Linked DNA regions of Homo sapiens: region 2 is linked to region 1. A link is a contact called in ENCODE Hi-C or POLR2A ChIA-PET data. All regions are on one chromosome and are shown on one strand. The core of a region is the stretch at or near the end of the contact, and the rest is flanking DNA. Distances in the headings are between cores, read along the strand shown.

What was found. A loop is a pair of places that touch in the nucleus more often than their neighbours do. ChIA-PET counts read pairs that join two places held with the same protein, here RNA polymerase II (POLR2A).
Region 2: a loop to region 1 is called in a map of posterior vena cava, with 4 times the contacts of the local background. The contact joins two enhancer-like sites. A Hi-C loop is called at or near these places in 1 of 168 maps with a recorded cell type or tissue (posterior vena cava). POLR2A ChIA-PET finds 5 or more read pairs at or near these places in 2 of 52 experiments (RWPE1 and activated CD8-positive, alpha-beta T cell).

The regions. Positions count from the first base shown.
Region 1 is chr1:17,087,398-17,090,927 of GRCh38, reverse strand. All of the region lies in intron 6 of PADI2 (peptidyl arginine deiminase 2), which reads left to right. Among named protein-coding and RNA genes, the nearest start is that of PADI2, 30 kb to the left of the region's middle. Within about 2 kb of position 1,292, at least 2 of the 41 ENCODE cell types and tissues checked have a DNase peak (open chromatin) inside an H3K27ac peak, as active enhancers do.
Region 2 is chr1:17,458,012-17,461,963 of GRCh38, reverse strand. No RefSeq gene overlaps it. Among named protein-coding and RNA genes, the nearest start is that of RCC2, 20 kb to the right of the region's middle. RefSeq lists an enhancer at 1,040-1,847. Within about 2 kb of position 1,608, at least 2 of the 41 ENCODE cell types and tissues checked have a DNase peak (open chromatin) inside an H3K27ac peak, as active enhancers do.

The DNA.
Region 1 (3,530 bases), core at 43-2,542:
TCGTGACACGAGACCTGTTGCAAATAATGATGTCTGGACATTATCTAGAAGTTTCTTCTTTTTGCTAAAGGGAGTGGACTGGTCTGGTTCCATAATCTCATCCCTCCTCATCACTTGCCATCTGAGATGGGTCCTGAGCAGACAAGAAAAAAGAGGAACTACTACCACAAGGGCTTTGAGAACGTCCCTTGGAGCCTCTTATTTGGGCTGCCCATCCTGTGGGGAGCAGCCACGACTGAGACAGTGGGGACCCAGAAGAGACAGTTTCCCAATAATGCTGACACTGGGTCACTGGGTGAAAACTCTTAGACACACACACACACACACACACACACACACACACACAAGCAAAGGACGACAGATAATTGACCAGGAGCACAGTCTCTTTTTCTTCCAGGCAAACACTTTGGAGTTATGTCAAATTCCAGGCACCCCTGTGGATGAGCGAATGTCAGGTGTCCTGGTAGGGTCAGACCAGCTCTCCCCAAGGCCAGGGGGCTGGGTTGGAGACTGAAGGACCCCTATAGGGAGTGCTGGAGTCAGGGAGCTACAATTCTGGGTCCAGGCAAGTCTTCTCACCAGCCCCAGCCTTGGGGTGCTCATCTCTGACGTGGCATGGGAGTAGTAAGAGTTCCGACTGTCCCGGGTGTCCCGGATCGTGGTGGGGATCTAATGAGGAAGGTGTGTCAGGCACTGAGTGCAGTAGCTGGCCTTTGGAAAGCTCTCCATAAATGGCAATTATGGCTTTTGTTGAGATTATGATGATGACTGTTAGTTACAATGATTGGAGTGGACAGAAGGCTTCAGTGCTCCTAGGAAGACCTGGTAACGGCCTTAGCCTCAAATTCTGCCCAAAACACCAAGCACTGGGGCCTTACCTCTTTATACAAGGAAATGGTAATCCAGTTTGCCCAGGACTTTCCTTATTTTAGCACTGAGGGCTCCTCATGCCAGGAAACCCCTCAGTCCTAGGGAAACCAAATCAGCTGGTCACACTATCAAGGAGTCTCGCTGGGAAGTGGAATCATTCCAAAGTAGCTAGAAAGGTTAAGGCAAACCACGTGCCAGCCAATGCCTGGGGCAGAGAGGTCACGGTGGTCAGTGGGCCCAGCCCAAGGCACGAGGACCACTCAATAGAGCGGCATTGTTGGTTCCTGCAGAGAAAGCTGGCCACGCTCAGTGTGGGGTTTGCACCGAGCCAGGGATGGAGGACGGGGTAAGGAGGCTCCTGGGGACAATGGCTGAATTGTTCCCACCAAGAAATCAGTCCGCCCGGAGCTGGCCCCAACTGTCAGAAAGCAGCCCAGAATAGAGGTGCATTGTGAATCACAGGCCACGGGCCACATCGGGAGGGAGAAAGCTGCCGGCAGACGGACTAGAACGTGTCCTCCACCTGCCCCACCACCCCTGGCCAGATCCCTGTTCCTACCCCAGACCTTGGTGGAGCCCCCCAGGTGCTCTGAGCCCTGGGAAAGCTTTGGCTGTGTGGCTTCTGCCAGGACAAGTTGGCTTCTAAGCCTGACTGTCCCCTGAGCATCAGTTCAAGTGCAGCCTGGGGCCTGTGGGCATGGGAGGGCCCGAGTGCCTGGAGGAAAATGTTTTCATGATGCCAGTCTATCTGAAACTACTGACTGACAGGGCTGCAGGGTGCACACTATTGTTTCTGGGTGAGCAGGACCTCACTTTCTATTCTTTGGGACTTTCAGTATCTGAATTTTTCCACCTCATTTCTTGGACTCCTCCCTCCCAAGGGAGGATGAGGTGGGACGTGGTTTCCCTGCCTTCTGTTTGGAAACTATTCAATGAAAACTCCTTCACATCCTCGTAATACAGGTCCAAGCAGTGTTACTGATGGTTACCCATGGTTACTGAGGTTACTGAAGTTACTGAGCCTGTGTCATTTACATTGAACCTGTGGCGTGGGTATCATTATCTCCCACTTAACAGATGAGTAAACTGAGGCTCAGGGAGGTTAAGTGAATTCTCTGAGGCTTGGTTTTTTTTTTTTTTTTTTTTTTTTTGAGATGGAGTCTCGCTCTGTCGCCCAGGCTGGAGTGCAGTGGTGCAATCTTGGCTCACCACAATCTCTGCCTCCTGGGTTCAAGTGATATTCCTGCCTCAGCCTCCCGAGTAGCTAGGATTACAGGCACGCACCACCATGTCCGGCTAATTTTTGTATTTTTAGTAGAGACGGGGTTTCACTGTGTTGGCCAGTCTTGTCTCAAACTCCTGACCTCGTGATTCGCCCGCCTCAGCATCCCAAAGTGCTGGGATTACAGGCGTGAGCTACTGCACCCGGCTCCCTGAGGTTTTATAGCTTGTAAAGCCAGAGAAGTATTTAAACCAAGGTCCCTCTGACATTGGAAGTCATAACCACTAAGGGAAGCACCCTTAGTGAGATTTATAACCAGGGTCTATTTCGGCACATTGTCCCACAGGAGGAGCCATCCCAAGCCCTGGCTTCGCGGTTCATCCACTTATTTCTCACGTTTTAATCAAGCACCTAGTTTGTGCCAGGCTATTCGGCTTATGTGTTCTAACCCTTGAGCATCTGGTCATTAACCATTATCATTGTCGTTGAAAGCACTAAGCTGAGGCTGATTCTGCCCTTCCAGCTCTACAGGGCATAAAGAAATTCCTTCTGGAACTGCATAGGGTCCTACCTCCATGCCTTTACCAATGCAAGTATCTCCTCTCCCCAACACACCCATTTCTGCCAACCCGCAAGGGCATCTCAAAGGCTGCCTTCCTCTGCTCAAATGCTTCCCACCGTGCCTCTTCTGCCCTCCCCACCCTACCCCAAGTAACCAGACTGGATCTCACCCATAGCCGCCGTTATGACGCTTCCCACATCTGCTCCATCTTATCATCAGCTGAGCACTGCTGTTACAGAGGCTGCATTTGGACCACCTCTGTCTCCCCGAAGGTCCTTGCCTGATTCATGTGCTCTCAATCTGCCTGAAAATTCCCCCTTGGTCTCTCCCACAGGGAATGTTGTGGGAGTCATTGGTTCGTTCAGTAGACATTTGTTAAACATGACCATGTGCCGGGCAGGCCCTGGGCCCCACTGGGCCTGTCTCTACCCTCGCACAGGTCACCCACATTTAAAAAGGCTGTGATGAGGCCGGGTGTGGTGGCTCACACCTGTAATCCCAGCACTTTGGGGGTCTGAAGGCAGGCAAATCACTAAAGGCAAGGAGTTCGAGACCAGCCTGACCAAGATGGCGATGAAACCCTGTCTCTGCTAAAAAATACAAAAATTAACCATATGTGGTGGTGGGCGCCTGTAATCCCAGCTACTTGGGAGGCTGAGGCAGGAGAATCGCTTGAACCCAGGAGGCAGAGGTTGCAGTGAGCCAGGATCATGCCACTGCACTCCAGCCTAGGTTACAGAGCAAGAATCTGTCTCAAAAAATAAATAAATAAATAAATAAACAAACAAACAAACATAAAAAGACTGTGATGGAGATGGCAGGTGGCTGTGGGAGCTCCAAACAGAGCCCCTGGCTTTGTCTCTGGGGAAACTGGGC
Region 2 (3,952 bases), core at 359-2,858, 370 kb before region 1:
GTAGTGGCTCACACCTGTAATCCCACCACTTTGGGAGGCCGAGGTGGGCTGATCACGAGGTCAGGAGTTCGAGACCAGCCTGGCCAATATGGTGAAACCCCATCTCTACCAAAGATACAAAAAATTAGCCGAGCGTGGTGGTGTGCGCCTGTAATCCCAGCTACTCCGGAGGCTGAGGCAGGAGAATCGCTTGAACTTGGGAGGTGGAGGTTGCAGTGAGCCGAGATGGTGCCACTGAACTCCAGGCTGGGCGACAGGGCAAGACGCCATCTTAAAATAAATAAATAAATAAAATTTAAAAAGTCACGCCCTTTACCCCAGAAATTCTACTTTGGGGAATCTAGCCTGAAAAAAAAAATACTAACTACTGAAAAGTCCTGTGATTTGTTTAGTCATCGATTCAGACTTTTCTTTCTTTCATTTTTTTTTTTTTTTTGAGATGGAGTCTCACTCTGTCGCCCAGGCTGGAGTGCAGTGGCACGATCTTGGCTTGCTGCAAGCTCCATCTCCCAGGCTCACGCCATTCTCCTGCCTCAGCCTCCGGGGTAGCTGGGACTACAGGCGCCCGCCACCATGCCTGGAGAATTTTTTGTATTTTTAGTGGAGACGGGGTTTCACCGTGTTAGCCAGGATGGTCTCAATCTCCCGACCTCGTGATCCACCCGCCTCAGCCTCCCAAAGTGCTCGGATTACAGGCATGAGCCACTGCGCCTGGCCTTCTTTCTCTTTCTTTCTTTCTTTTTTTTTTTTTTTTTTTTGAGATGGAGTCTCACTCTGTTGTCACCCAGGCTGGAGTGCAGTGGCGCGATCTCGGCTCACTGCAATCTCCACCTCCAGGGTTCAAGCGACTCTCCTGCCTCAGCTTCCTGAGTAGCTGGGATTATAGGCACCTGCCACCACGCCCAGCTAATTTTTGTATTTTTAGTAGAGACGGGGTTTCACCATGCTGACCAGGCTGGTCTGGAACTCCCGACCTCAGGCGATCCGGCGTGAGCCACCGCGCCCCGCCCAGAAATGGTTTTTAACACACACATGAAATGGTTTGGAAAGGAGCCTTTCTCTAATGCAAGGTGTGGCAAGGATTCACGGCCAGGTTGAATGAGGTCTGTATTTCAGGTTGAGGTTTCTGCTTTGAGGCACTCCCGAGGACTTGAAGGTTTTTCTTTTTTCTCCGAACAGAGTTGCTTGGCTGAAGAGCTCCGATGTCCCCTCCCTAGCGTACATGCCTGTCACCTGCCACCCTGGAGGAGCCCTGGGAAGCCAGCATCTTGCATGTGGGGATTTTGCCTGAAGCATCCTCCTTGGCCCCTGGCATGGCCAGGCTGGCATCTGGAGAGTCCGGGCTGCCTAGCTGAGGGTCATGCCAGGAAAAGCAGGTTTGAACTTGGTGGATGATCAGAGGCTCCTCCTCCCACTCACTATCACGCCACTGCCTGCACATCCTTCAGATGCCAGGCGCCGGAGCACCCTGCACTGAGCTGGGCAGGAGGAAGGCGGTGGCTCTGAGGAATCCAATTGGGATGCAGAGAAGGAGGCAACTCCGGAACCCACCCTCTGGATGGCGGAGGACTCCAGGGAGTGAATCACACCCAGAGAACTTGGGTTTCACTGGGTCCTTAGAGGAAGATGTGACACAGCGAAGGGAAGGGCATAGGCTCTGGGATTCCACAAGCCTGGGTTGAATCCAGCTCTGCCGCTTTCCCGTGTGTCACTTCTGGGAACTTAGGTCATCTCTCTGAGCACGTATAAAATAGCAATGGTAAAAACAGGCCGGGCAGAGTGGCTCACACCTATCAGCCCAGCACTTTGGGAGGCCGAGGCGGGTGGATCACCTGAGGTCAGGAGTTCAAGACCAGCCTGGTCAACATGGTGAAACCCCATCTCTACTAAAAATACAAAAAGTAGCTGGGCGTGGTGGCGCACACCTGTGGTCCCAGCTACTGGGGAGGCTGAGGCAGGAGAATCTCTTGAACCTGGGAGGTGGAGGTTGCAGTGAGCTGAGATCGCACCATTGCACTCCAGCCTGGGCGACAGAGCGAGACTGTCTCGGAAAAATAAAAATTAGCCAGGCATGGTGACCCACGCCTGTAATCCCAGCAACTTGGGAGGCTGAGGCAGGAGAATAGTGTGAACCCGGGAGGCAGAGGTTGCCGTGAGCCGAGATTACGCCATTGCACTCCAGCCTCCAGCCTGGGAGACAAGAGTGAAACTCCACCTCAAAAAAAAAAAAAAAAGCTATGATAACAATAATAATACCTGCCCCAAGGTATTATACCCATTACCCAGACTTGGCTGTTATGAAGATTTCATGACATTGTAATTTATGAAGCATGTGATAGGGAATCAAAACTTTTTTTTTTCTTTCTGAGATGGAGTCTTGCTCAGTTGCCCAGGCTAGAGTGCAGCGGCGTGATCTCAGCTCACTGCAATCTCTTCCTCTCGGATTCAAGTGATTCTCCTACCTCAGCCTCCCGAATAGCTGGGAATACAGGCACAAGCCACCACTCCAGGCTAATTGTTGTATTTTTAGCAGGGACCGCGTTTCACCATGTTGTCCAGGCTGCTCTCGAACTCCTGACCTCAGTTGACCTGCCAGCCCCAGCCTCCCAAAGCGCTGGGATTACAGACATGAGCCACTGTGCCCGGCCAGATTCAAAACTTGGAACACAGATGTGTGAAAATATTCTTCTGTTATGGAAGCAGTAGTGTGTGTGGTTGAGATCGCTGACTCTGATATCAGGAGGACCTGCATTCAAACCCTACATTACCTCTGTTCTTAAAAAAAAAAAAAAAAAAAGTAGTTCAACCTTGGACTAGATACTTTACCTCTCTGGGCCTCAGTTTTCCATTCTGTGAACTGAGGTTTGTAACAATAATCCCTGCTCTATATCATCATCCCTATCCTCATTATTGGTAAGTCAGGGAAGGCTTCTGGGAAGCCTTGGAAAGGGCTTTGAAGGGTGAATAGGAGTCTGACAGATGGTGAGCATAGGTTCTAGACATGAAGCCTTGCCGTGGGATGGCATTCTTTCTGGGGTGTATGTTTGGTTGGTGTGGGGAAAGTTAACATTCAGGAGTGCCTGGATCCTAAGGTGGATGGCTGGGTGGTAGGAACATGGTGAAAGGTCTTGTGGAGGGTCTGAAGTAATAGACACTGCCCACTGGAATGAAAGCCCCTTAAGGGCAGAGGGCAGATTCTTTTTTTTTTTTTTAAGATGAAGTCTCTTGGGGAGAAGGGGGAGGGATAGCATTAGGAGATATACCTAATGCTAAATGATGAGTTAATGGGTGCAGCACACCATCATGGCACATGTATACATATGTAACAAACCTGCACGTTGTGCACATGTACCCTAAAACTTAAAGTAAAAAAAAAAAAACAAACAAAAAAAACAGACGAAGTCTCGGCCGGGCGCGGTAGCTCACGCTTGTAATCCCAGCACTTTGGGAGGCCAAGGGGGGTGGATCACCTGAGGTCAGGAGTTCGAGACGAGCCTGACCAACATGGTGGAACCCCATCTCTACTACATACAAAAAATTAGCCAGGCATGGTGGTGCATGCCTGTAGTCCCAGCTACTTGGGAGGCTGAGGCAGGAGAATCGCTTGAACCCGGGAGGCGGAGGTTGCAGTGAGCCGAGATTGCGCCATTGCACTCCAGCCTGGGCAACAAGAGCAAAAACTCTGTCTAAAAAAAAAAAAAAAAAAAGACGAAGTCTTGCTCTTGTCCCCCAGGCTGGAATGCAATGGCACAATCTCGGCTCACTGCAACCTCCGCCTCCCGGGTTCAAGCGATTCTCCTGCCTCAGCCTCCCAAGTAGCTGGGATTACAGGCACCTGCCACCATGCCCAGCTAATTTTTGTATTTTTAGTAGAGACGGGGTTTCACCATGTTGGCCAGGCTGGTCTTGAACTCCTGACCTCAGGTGATCCGCCGACCTCAGCCTCCCAAAG